Linked DNA regions of Homo sapiens: all the other regions are linked to region 3. Evidence: chromatin contacts called from ENCODE Hi-C or POLR2A ChIA-PET data. All regions are on one chromosome and are shown on one strand. The core of a region is the stretch at or near the end of the contact, and the rest is flanking DNA. Distances in the headings are between cores, read along the strand shown.

Region 1 (3,896 bases), core at 489-2,988, 230 kb before region 3:
GTTGCATTGGCTGCCCTGTCTAGGCACTAATATCTTTAGACGGACTAAGGAGGAAACACACTTTTTTTTTTTTTGAGACAGAGTCTGGCTCTGTCACCCAGGCTGGAGTACAGTGGCATGATCTTGGCTCACTGCAACCTCTGCCTCCTGGGTTCAAGCAATTCTCCTGCCTCAGCCTCCTGAGCAGCTGGGACTACAGACTATGGCCAGCACACCCAGCTAATTATTTGTATTTTTAGTAGAGATGGGGTTTCACCATGTTGGTCAGGCTGGTCTCAAACTCCTGACCTCAAGTGATCCACCCGCCTCAGCCTCCCAAACTGCTGGGATTATAGGCGTGAGCCACCGCACCCGGCCTACACGCTTCTTTTCACAAGAATGACACCCGCAACTATACTTCCCACGTAAATGGAGAGCAGTCTGGCAGATTCATCTAGACCTAGGGTTGGGTGATTATTAGGGAAAGAAAAGGTCCAACCAAGCCAGTGGGCTGAAGAGAGGACATGACCTGCTCAGTCCGAAGCAGATGTGTGACTAAAGTCTAGTCTCCTGGCTTCTCTGCAAAATACCTCATTATCGGCATTATTAACCCTAACAACTGCCATTTATTGAAATCCCACTATGTGCACGAATGGGGACCAATTTACTTCTAGATATTACAACAATCTTGTATTACTGTGCCCACTTCCTGGATGATGGGTCTGAGGTTCACAGAGATCATTTGCCCAAGTTCCTACTGAAAGTGCTAAGGTATTTCCTGAGACTGGCTCAGGGTGTGTTGCCAGACAACAATGCACACATTTTTAACACAATACTAAACTTAGTATATTATACTTATGTTAAAAATTTCGGAGCCGGGCGTGGTGGCTCACGCCTGTAATCCCAGCACTTCGGGAGGCTGAGGCGGGCAGATCACTTGAGGTCAGGAGTTCGAGACCAGCCTGGCCAACATGGTGAAACCCCGTCTCTACTAAAAATACAAAAAATTAGCTGGGCGTAGTGGCGGGCGCCTGCAATCTCAGCTACGCGGGAGGCTGACGCAGGAGAATCGCTTGAATCCGGGAGGCGGAGGTTGCAGTGAGCGAGATCGTGCCACTGCACTCCAGCATGGTCGACAGAGCGAGACTTGTCTCAAAAAAAAAAAAAAAAAGGACATGTGGTAATTCCCCTAGGGAATTTGGCCTTAGTTGTGAAAAATAAAAAAGCTATAATCAATTTCTGTTCTATCGGAAAAAAATGTATTGGCTGTTTAGCTGAAATTCAAATGTAACTTAACATCCCGTATTTTTTATATGCTACATCTGGCAACCCTGGCTTGAGGCTACCTGGCAAAAATCAAAACAGGTTCCTCCTTGTTATGCCCTATGCCTCTGTTGCCTTTATTTTTATCTTTACGAGCAATCATTAACAGTAACTTCAGACTCCAGGCTCTGGTCGCTTTAGGAGGCGGAAGGCGGACTAGGGTAGGACTCCTGGCCCTCATCAACAGGACTGCCAAGAAGCCGGGCACCTTCTGCCCCGCACAAACATGGCCGCGCCTCGCCGCCGAGGATTGGCTCCCGCCGAAAGCTCGTCCTCCTGGCTAAGGGAGCCCCTTCCATTGGGCAGTTAAAAAAAATGGCGGACCCCGCCTCCCGCCGTCCTCGGGCGCGGGGGCGGAGCCTAGAGGAGGCCTGGGACAGGGCCACCAGTGATTGGCGGAGAGCGGTGGTCAGGCCATCACGTGGCCCGAGGCCCGTTTGTTTGCGGAAGTAGGAGGAAGTAGAAGTGCTGAGTAAGCCGAGGTGAGTGACCTCGCGGGTGGGCGGGGCCTGGGGGTCCGTTCCCCAACTTCCTCGGCGCTCCGGACTCCCAAGTCTCCGCCGGACCCTCCTTTGGATATTCCTCGTGTCTCCGATTCTGAGGCATGTCCTCCATTAACCCTTATGTGACTCCCTGAGTGCCCCCACCTTCCATCTTTTCATCCCCCTGCGTCCCCAATTCCCATCCCGAGACCGCCCGTGTCTCATCTCGAACTTGTGGACCCCAGGGACCCCAGCTTCGACCCTGAGTTTCTCCCCTGAACCCCAGTCTCCTCCGTGTGTCTCCCTCAGTATCCCTAACTTCCCGAGTCAATCCATCTCTTCTCTTTCCCCGACCCTCAGTGCCTCTTTAGGCCCCATTGGCCGTCCTAATTTTCCTTCCTGTGCTCCTCTAAGTGCTCACTTGATTCCCCACTTCACGTCCGTCTCCACCTTTCGTGGTGCCTCTACTCATTTCTCACTCCCTGCTTCTCCTGCCTTTCCTCCCTGCTTTTTTTCCTTGCCTTTCCTCTCTCGCGTGCCTCCAGACCTGCCCCCGACATGCTCCCTCCTTCCCCTCAGCCTGGCCACCCCAGAGTCTCCCACCCCTAATCCTGTGTCCACCTCCTGCTCCCACAGATGACTTGGAAGCTGGTGACAGGGAGCATGTGACCAGGGTGATCATGGGACTGGGTCGGGGCAAGCCTGTGGGTGTGGGACAGGGAGGGCACAGGGCAAGGGGACCTGTGGCCGTATTTTTAATGGGCTACCCACATGACCCCAACGAATACCTCCCCCTAGCTTCTGGGTCTTTCCCTCACCTGCCTCTTACCCGCCCAACAGGATGTCAGGCAGGTTCGGTTTGGCAACGTTGAGGCTGCACCCTTGGGCTGAATGCATTGTTTTTGAATGCATTGTTTTTGTTAGAGTTTCTGCCTGGAGTTTGGAACCTGTTTTCTGTCCAAGTCTCAGTTTCCTCATCTGTGACAGGGGAACTGTACCTCCTGCCCTCGTAAGTCTGCCATGAGGTTCAAAATTTGAATGAGAAAATGTAGAAGGTAAAGCTTTATAACCAGTATGGCCCTGTACAAATACATGATTTTACTGTTGGGTCATAGGCAGAATTGAAAGGAGTGGAAAGGGAAAGGGCTAGAATGAGAAGACAAGGAGAGAAGGATGAGCAGGAGGTCCCTTGTCTTTCAGTGTATCATTTGGCAGTGTTTGTTCATCACCTCTTGTGAGTCAGGCTCTTCTGTATATGTTCTCTTCACCATTCATTCAGTCATCGTTTATCTAACAAATATTTACGGACTGTCTGATGTTCTAGGCTACCCTTGGTGTGGCCAATGATATTCTCACTTCACATGAGAAAAAGAGGGCGCATGAGTTGCTTGAGGTCACACCGATGAGGTTGAAGCTGGAATCTGACACCAGAGCCTGTGTGATTGTCCTGATGTGTAAGGTTTGCTACTGTTTAGGACACTTCTTGTTCCTTCCGTGGATTACTTTCTTGTTACATGAGAGACTCCCCAAAAGGGAGTTTCCCTCTTACTCAGCAGAATGACATCACTAAGAGATACAGAAAGGAGAAATTTAAATACTCTGTGTGTGTGTGTGTGTGTGTGTGTGTGTGTGTGTGTGTGTGTCTGCAGACATCTATTGGGTGTGTGTGCTGGGGGAAGTAGGTAGGCAAGGAGTAAGGGGCCGTAGTGAAGAGTGTGTTACAAACTTCACTTTGTAGAGGGTGGCTCCCTGGGAGAATATGTTCTGTGTCTTTCACAGTGGATTTTGATAGGGTCATGTCTTAAATGCCTCTTCTCGTTTTCGGATGGTGATCTCATCCAGTCTTATTTCTTTAAGTGCCGTCTCTATTCTGTCAGCCCACAAATTTATATCCCCAGTCCAGTCCAGACCTTTCCCTGGAATGACATACTCAAATCTAGTTGCTTACTCAGCACCTCAAACTTAGGCTTTTCAAACTTGAAGTATTTATTTATTGATTTATTTATTTTTTGAGACAGAGTCTCACTCTGTCACCCAGGCTGGAATGCAATGGCACGATCTCGGCTCACTGCAACCTCCACCTCCTGATTCTCCTGCCTCAGCCTCCCAAGT
Region 2 (3,927 bases), core at 1,295-3,794, 250 kb before region 3:
GGGCAGGGATCCAGGGCTCATTCATTCAATCAGCAAACATCCAAGAAGCACCTACTATGTTCCAGGCTCTGTGCTGGGCCCTGGAGACCCTGAAGTGAATCACAGCTCCTGCCTTCAAGGGCTTCACAGACAACCACCACTCTATCAGACTCAGCACACTAGTCACCTCCCCAGGGAAGCCTTCCTTGATTGCCCTGGCTAAGTCAGAGCGCTGTTATGTACTTTCAAACCACAGTGACTTCTCCCTCACATCACCCATCTAAGCTGTGTTTTGCATTTACTTCTGTGGATCTTTTTTCAAGTTTGTGTCCGCTGCTGAGCTATAAGCTCCCAGAGGGCAGTCTCTGGATCTGGTCTGTTCATCTCATCCCTGGCATCTGGTCCAGGACAAGGGCCCAATGGCAATGCAGGGCCCAGGGGTGATTCAATGGGAAGTTAAACTTCTCAGTGCTAACTTTCCATCTGGGACTGAGTCAACCAGCCACTTCCCCTCATCCCCTGACCCCAGGCCCTACTTTGTAATGTTTCCTGCCCAGCTTTGAGGGTGGGCCTGTCTGGTTCCTGTGCTCCTGGCCCCAACCCTCCTGACTCAAACCCCACCTACTCTTGGGTACCCCCAGCTCCTGGCATGGGGCTGTCAGCCCTGCTTTCTCTTCCACAATTCACCTGGAAAATACGCTGTCTGCACAGACTTCCAGAGCTTCCCCCTTCTACCCACCATCCTGCCATCCTGGCTGTTACCTAGTTCCCAGTGGTAGATGGGAATACTGAGGGTCCGGGCTGCTGTAGCAGAGCTCACCCAGGGTTCAAAGATCCAAAGTCAAAAGATCATTGGTTCCTCACCCTAGCAAGTTCAATTGCTCCCCTCCCACAATTCCATAGACCGTGGGTGGGTGGGTGGAGGGGGAAGGTGGATTAAGACCAAGGAATCTCTAGCCCCCAGCCCATCCTGCAGGCGGCTACGACAAACAGGTGCTTTCTGCAGGGCTATTGGGTGAGTGGGTGGGTGGCGGCTAGGTCAGGCCCCACCCCTCACTCATTAACCCTCCGTGCAGTCAGAGTTCTATCCCCAATGCCTACTGACCCTGCCTGGCCCAGGGTGAGGGCACTCGGGGTCTGTCGGCTGGCTCAGAGCCTCAGCTAGCTTCCGGCGTCCAGCTGTAGGTCAGTCTAGTCTCACCAGTCCCACTTGTGAACTGAAACTACCAGGAGAGCGGAAACCGGCTCCGCCCCATCCTCCACGACCTAGCAGGTACAGCCTCCAGAACCCGGACTAGCTAAAAGCCTGTGGTCCTCTCCCTGCGCCGCACCCTTGCAGTCAAGGTTTTCTGGCCCTTCCTGTTCTCATGGGACTGAGGGGATGGGCAACCCTGGGGACGAACGAGAGTCCCTTGGTTCTTCCCTCCCCAGGAAGCCCCAAAATCTGGGGACAAGAACCTGGGCTCCAACTCACTTTGTTACCAGATCCACCGGGGTGCCAAGCGGGGGTGGCTCACATCCCTCACTCCTAGCTCAGCTGGGTGGGGTCTTTGATACCTTGCCCCACCCTGTGGCTGCGGGCGCGGGCTCTGGGCGGGAGACAAACACTGGGGTCACGTGGCGGAGGCCCTGGGAAACTCCGGGGAGAGCCGGGGACGGACAGCCCCGGGTAGTAGGACTGGGGCGGCCCGGGCCAGAATTCCCAGACCCCGTGCGAAGACGCACGGGTCCGCTTCCTTCGCTCGGGTCCTTGTTCCGCGTTTACTCCGGTGGCCGGCCCAGGGCACGCCCTCTCCGAGGTACACACTGCTGGTGTACAGGCCCCAGGGAGCGCGCGCGCGGACACGCACACACAAGCACAACACACGCACACACGCCCCCGAGGTACACAGCGCACGCACGCACCGGGCAGGATACCCAGGCCGCCCGCCAGGGAACACACGCCCGCCCTCGGACGTAAACAAACCGCGCACGCACCGCCCGCGGGCGCCGGGCCAGGGCCTGTTCCCACCGAGTCACGTAGGAGCACAGCGCCCCCGCCCCCGCCGGGCGGACGCGGAGATCGCCGGCCTGCGCTGCCCCTTCCTCCCGGCGCCGCCGCCTACCCGCCCGCGCCCCGGGAAGGGGCCCCGTCTCCACCCCCACTCCCCCGAGCTGGCCTCGGCCCCGTCCTCGGCGTCCCCGGGACGGCCGCTCCCTTCTCCCCGCCCCGAGCCGTCCGGGCGATGGAGCTCCGGGAGCCCCGACGGATCGGGCCCGGGCGCCCACCCCAGGCGCATCCCGGGACGCAGAAACCCTGCCGCCTTGGGGTCCCGCGCACCGTCCTCCTGGTCCCGCGTTCCTCACCCGCTTCTGGGCCCGCTTGGTCCGGCGCGCTCACACACGCGCGTCTCGCCGCTGTCCCGGCCGCTGTCCCGATCCGCGCTCCGGTCAGTCTCCCCTCCGCTCTGAGCCGCAGGTCGCTCTGAACCGGGCGCCCGGGAGCGCTGCGCTGAGTTTTGTTGTGGGGCGGGCGGCGCAGGGGGCCGAGGCCGCGCGGAGTTGTAAGGCGAGCTTCCCGGAATTACTCACTCACAGGATTCCTTTCATTCATAAAAACCCAGTCATGCGGTGACGTCACCGACCCGGCCGCCCTCCGGCCAGGAGCGGCCGCTTGGTCCCTCGGCCCCGCCCCCGTATGACCCCGCCCCCTGGAAGCCCCGCCCCCGGGGCTGCCGCGATTCTCTGCCTGGTTCCAGGGCTCGCTGGGTGCGTTCACGTGACACCTCGCGAGAGCCCCGTGGGTGTAGGTGTCATTGGCTCATTTTACAGGTAGTGGTCCTGGCCCTCTTCTTTCGACCTAGACCTTCTGCCTTAATGATCTCATCCAGTCCCGTGGCTTTAAATGACATTTATATGGCTATGAGCCCCAGGTTTGTATTTCCGGAGCGAACAGCTTCTCTGAGTTCCAGACTCATAGCCAGCTGCCCACTCTGCGCATCCAGTGGGTGTCAGATGGGCACTGCAGAGGACTCGGCCCAAAAACCCGCTCCTGATCGTCAGCCCTACCTCTGCTCCCTTGCCACCCCATCTCAGCTGCTCAAGCCAAAACCTTGGAGCCTGGCTCCATCCCTCCCTCTCCCTTCCTCCCCACCTCAGGACTCAAGCTAGCGGTGTCTCCAGGTCTCCTGCATAGGACCATTTCTCACCACCTCCAGTCATGGCACCTGGTCTCGGCACCATCAGCTTACCCGGACAATGGCAGCAGCCTCCGAGGCTCCCTACTTTGCCTCCAAAGTCTTTCTTTCTATACCAGCCAATGTTCTTCTCAAAACAAAGCTCAGGTTGTTTACACACCTTCTTTGGCCACTCTCTCCTCATCCACTGCTCTTCGGCCACAGTGCCCTTCTTTCTGTCCCCCAAACATACCAAGCTCATTCCTGCGACAGGCCCTTGGCACTGGCTGTCTGGTCTTCTGTTCACTTGCCTGACTCTTTCTCATCTTTCACGTCAGCCCGGATGTCACTGCCTCAGAGAGACATTTCCTGACCACCCTGGTTAAAGCAGTCTTCACCTCTGAATTTTTTTTTTTTTTTCGAGACAGGGTCTCACTCTGTCACCCAGGCTGGAGTGCAGTGGCACAATCTCGGCTCACTGCAACCTCCTTCTCCTGGACTCCAGCCATTCTCCCACCTTAGCCTCCCAAGTAGCTGGGACCATAAGCACACACCACCATGCTAGGTTCATTTTTTGTATTTTTTTTTTTTTTTTTTTTTTTTTTTTTTTGTAGAGACAGGGTTTTGCCATGTTGCCCAAACTGGTCTCAAACTCCTGGACTCAGGCAATCCACCCACGCTGGCCTCCCAAAGTAATGGGATTACAGGCGCAAGCCACCGCACCCAGCCTTGAAATTTGTTCTTATATTATCTTAATACTTCTGTAGGGTGTTTCATCATTTATGTATGTGAG
Region 3 (3,761 bases), core at 56-2,555:
GTGTTCCCCCACCTCCCCGGCTTCTCTTTTCCCCCAAGCACTCAATGTCCAAATGCCCTAATGCTCAGCCACGGGTCATCTCCTCTTCTCTACTGACACTCACTGGGAATGGGGTAGCAATCCCACACGTTTCTTATTTTTATCTTCAGACTAGCTCTCTTTGCACCCACATATCCCACAGGTAATTTTTGGGCTCTATCTTTAAAATAGTAATATATCCAGAATTCAAAACCAGTTCTCACCACCTCTACTCCTACCACCCTACTATAAGCTACTGACTTCTCTCATCTAGATTACTACAAGCAGGCCGGGCACGGTGGCTCACGCCTGTGATCCCAGCACTTTGGGAGGCCGAGGCGGGTGGATCACAAGCTCAGGAGTTCGAGGCCAGTCTGGCCAACATGGTGAAACCCGTCTCTACTAAAACTACAAGCAATTAGCAAGGCGTGGTGGTGCACGCCCATAATCCCAGCTAGTCGGGAGGCTGAGGCAGGAGAATCCCTTGAACCCCGGAGGTGGAGGCTGCAGTGAGCCGAGATCGCGCCACTGCACTCCAGCCTGGGCGACAGAGCAAGACTCTGTTTCAAAAAAAAAAAAAAATTACTGCAAAGGACCGTCCCAGACTTTTATTTAATGCCACCCGGTGGAGCTGCCCCAGACCCTCCTCTGGAGTACTCCTATACTACATACGTCTAGAACTGGGGAAGCTCACGCGACCACCGTTACCTGCTTGCTTGCTTACTTATGGGCCTGTGACCCCTTTTCTAGAAAGTGAGCACGTGGAGAGGCAGGGACGATTGTTCATTCACCTCAATATTCCCACTGCATGATACAGAGCCCGGCTCGCTGGAACATTTGCTGAAGGACACCTTTTCTACGGATCCCCTCTGGACCCTCGAGCCTGGGCCCTCCTGTGCCTCCAGCCGGGGCTGTGCTCCTGGGTCGCCCGCCCTTCCCTTCCTCGGCTCCGCCGGCCCCCTCAGGACCCCAGTCCCCTCAGACATTGCCCCTAGACGCCAGGCTCCTCAGCCGACCCAAGCCTTGCCTCATCCGCCCCTTCCAAGGTTGCCGCAAAGGCCACTCCGCTCCCGCACTCACTTGTCCTCGTTGTCTGACATGACACCCTCGCCTCAGCGACCCCGCTGCGCCCCGGTCCCGCGCGGAGACCCGCAAACAGCGACACTACGACTCGCGCGGCTCCTAGCTTATCTTGCGCCTGCGCCGTAACCCAGAGGAAATCACTTCCGGGAGGCAGGACAGAGCGGGGAAAGTGCGCATGCGCTGACTGGTGTGTGCGCGTTTCTATAGTAGCGAGAGGCGCTAGCTGCCAGCTCCAGCAGCCCAGATCGCGCAGTATTTCTGCGTGGCACCGGTGCGGATGCGGCTGTAAAGCAGTGGTCACCGCCTCCGGGAGCCCACTTCTATGTGGAGAGGGGAGCACCCAGAGAGGGTCTTAGGGTGAAATTTCAATTTTGGCATATCACTCAGTGGGTACTGTTGTGACCATGGCTGTGTTAACACTCCCTCCCGAGGAGACTTCCCTGCCACAGGCGCTGGGTCAGAATGAGGACTGTGTGTGTGTATCTGTGTGTCTGGATGGGAGGTTTGGGCACTGTCGCAATATTAACTGGCGGCATCATTCTCTGGCTCGATCCCCGCTTCCAGACTTCTGGGGGTGTTGGGCGTCGGGGAACAGAGATTAGGGACAGGAGACAGGGGGTGTGTCATTGCGTCTTTCCCTCCTCAGAGTCCTCCCATGGCTTCACAGAAGCAGATGGAGGTAGTGACCAAAGGAACTGGGTTCCGGCGCCGCCCCAAGACCATCACTTACACCCCGGGGACCTGCGAGCTGCTCAGAGGTCAGTCCGTTAAAGCAGCGATCCCAGCCTTTTTGGCACCAGGGACCGGTTTCGTGGAAGACAATTTTTCCACTGACGGAGGTGTGGGGAATGGTTTCGGGATGAAACTGTTCCACCTCAGATCATCAGGTATTAGTTAGATTCTCATAAGGAGCGTGCAACCTAGATCCCTCGCGTGCGCAGTTCACAATAGGGTTCGCGCTCCTATGAGAATCTAAGGCCGTCACTGACCTGAAAGGAGGCGGTGAGGCTCGCTAGCCTGCCGCTCACCTCCTGCTGTGCGGCCCGGTTCCTAACAGGCCAGGGACTGGTACCAGTCCACGGACGGAGGGTTGGGGACCCCTGAGTTAAAGGATGAGAGAAGAATGGTGGTAGTTACCCTCTGTAACTCAGTTCCCCCGTACCTGACCTGTGGCTTAGCACTATTTTCCTTTACAGATAAGGAGCCTGGGGTTCAGAAAGCTTCAAAATTCTACTGCATATGCCTTATTCGGGGGCGGGGCGGGGCGGGGGGGAGGGGAAGGTTCAAGGTGCTACACCTTGCCAAAAGTCAAAGAACTAAAATTTTTAGAGTAGTTAACTCCTATGCATCCTTTAGATCACACTTTCAACTTTCCCGAGGAAGACTTCTGCTCCTCACCACCACAGTAGGATCAACTGTTATGTGCCCTCACACATTTTCCTTCACTGGGCTTAGCACAAGCTGTAGTCAGTTATTTGGTGTCCCATCTATCCCTCCAGATCATGAATTTCATCAGGCAGGAACCGTGCCTGTTTCGGCCCACAATTGTAGCTCCAGCCCCTGAAACATGATGAACAAGTATTCATGTGTTCTTTTACTCAACAACTTTTTTGTTTTTTTCCAACAACAACATTTTTAAGTCTACCATGTGCCTTAGACTCTGTTTTAGGTGCTGGGGATACAGCAGTGAAAGAAAATGAGGTGGCTCAAACCGGTAATCCCAGCACTTTGGGAGGCCAAGGTGGGCAGATCACCTGAGGTTAGGAGTTCACGACCAGCCTGACCAACATGGAGAAACCCAGTCTCTACTAAAAGTACAAAATTAGCCGGGCGTGGTGGCGCATGTCTGTAATCCCAGCTACTTGGGAGGCTGAGGCAGGAGAATTCCTTGAACCCAGGAGGTGGAGATTGCAGTGAGCTGAGGTCGCGCCACTGCACTCCAGCCTGGGCAACAAGATGGAAGCTCCATCTCAAAAAAAAAAAAAAAAAAAAAAAAAAAAAAAAAAAGAGAAAGAGGAAAAAATATTTAACAGAGGGCAGAAATTTTATTAAACCAGCAAAAATTCTTATCATACAGCTAATATAGAAGGATAACAATAAAATAAAATATATAGAATTTTAGGTGGTCGTAAGTGCTATAGAAAAAACGAAGCAGGAAAGATAGAGAAGGCATGCTCAGTGCAGAATGGGGCTAGGATGTAGGGTTTTAAATTTCAGTAGGGTGTCAGGTGAAGGCATCCGCCTGCAGCCCAAGAGGCCTCATAGAATGCTTTGTCGTGCAGTGATGATGAAGGAATCCAAACTGACGAACATCCAGCAGCGCCACATCATGGACATCATGAAAAGTAAGGGGCAGTCCACAGAGGCTTCCTGGACAGAGGGATCTGGGGCCACACTTTTAATGCTTCTCCATGTTAAGGGAGAGAGGACCTCATATAAAAAAAACAAAGACAGCCGGGCACGTGGCTCATGCCTGTAATTCCAACACTGGGAGGCTGAGGTGGGAGGATGGCTTAAGCCCAGGAGTTCAAGACCAGCCCGGGCAACGCCACAAGCCACAAGACCTCATCTCCACAAAACCTTTTTTTTTTTTGAGACAGAGTCTCACTCTGTCGCCCAGGCTGGAGTGCAGTGGCGCAATCTCGGCTCACTGCAACTTC

The links. Hi-C counts contacts between places; a loop is a spot of excess contacts on that map. ChIA-PET counts read pairs that join two places held with the same protein, here RNA polymerase II (POLR2A). Pooled maps may share reads with other maps.
Region 1: a pooled map shows a loop between it and region 3 (8-fold over the local background). The contact joins the promoter of PLA2G6 here to the promoter of C22orf23 in region 3. A Hi-C loop is called at or near these places in 1 of 168 maps with a recorded cell type or tissue (vagina) and 6 of 50 pooled maps. POLR2A ChIA-PET finds 5 or more read pairs at or near these places in 1 of 52 experiments (activated CD4-positive, alpha-beta T cell).
Region 2: a map of CD8-positive, alpha-beta T cell shows a loop between it and region 3 (19-fold over the local background). The contact joins the promoter of MAFF here to the promoter of C22orf23 in region 3. A Hi-C loop is called at or near these places in 2 of 168 maps with a recorded cell type or tissue (CD8-positive, alpha-beta T cell and vagina), 1 of 37 single-sample maps with no recorded cell type and 6 of 50 pooled maps. POLR2A ChIA-PET finds 5 or more read pairs at or near these places in 1 of 52 experiments (activated CD4-positive, alpha-beta T cell).

The regions. Positions count from the first base shown.
Region 1 is chr22:38,179,672-38,183,567 of GRCh38, reverse strand. PLA2G6 (phospholipase A2 group VI) reads left to right here and starts at 1,738. Exons shown (of 17, transcript NM_003560.4): 1 at 1,738-1,904. RefSeq lists enhancers at 1,466-1,575, 1,492-1,786, 1,736-2,185, 2,816-2,885, 3,166-3,335.
Region 2 is chr22:38,200,611-38,204,537 of GRCh38, reverse strand. MAFF (MAF bZIP transcription factor F) reads right to left here and starts at 2,544. Exons shown (of 3, transcript NM_012323.4): 1 at 2,326-2,544. RefSeq lists an enhancer at 1-22 and silencers at 958-1,037, 1,888-2,327, 2,388-2,717.
Region 3 is chr22:37,951,145-37,954,905 of GRCh38, reverse strand. C22orf23 (chromosome 22 open reading frame 23) reads left to right here and starts at 1,305. Exons shown (of 7, transcript NM_032561.5): 1 at 1,305-1,458; 2 at 1,748-1,859; 3 at 3,384-3,446. The coding sequence starts at 1,757. It overlaps POLR2F (RNA polymerase II, I and III subunit F), which reads right to left and starts at 1,207. Exons shown (of 5, transcript NM_021974.5): 1 at 1,099-1,207. The coding sequence starts at 1,118. RefSeq lists a silencer at 972-1,041.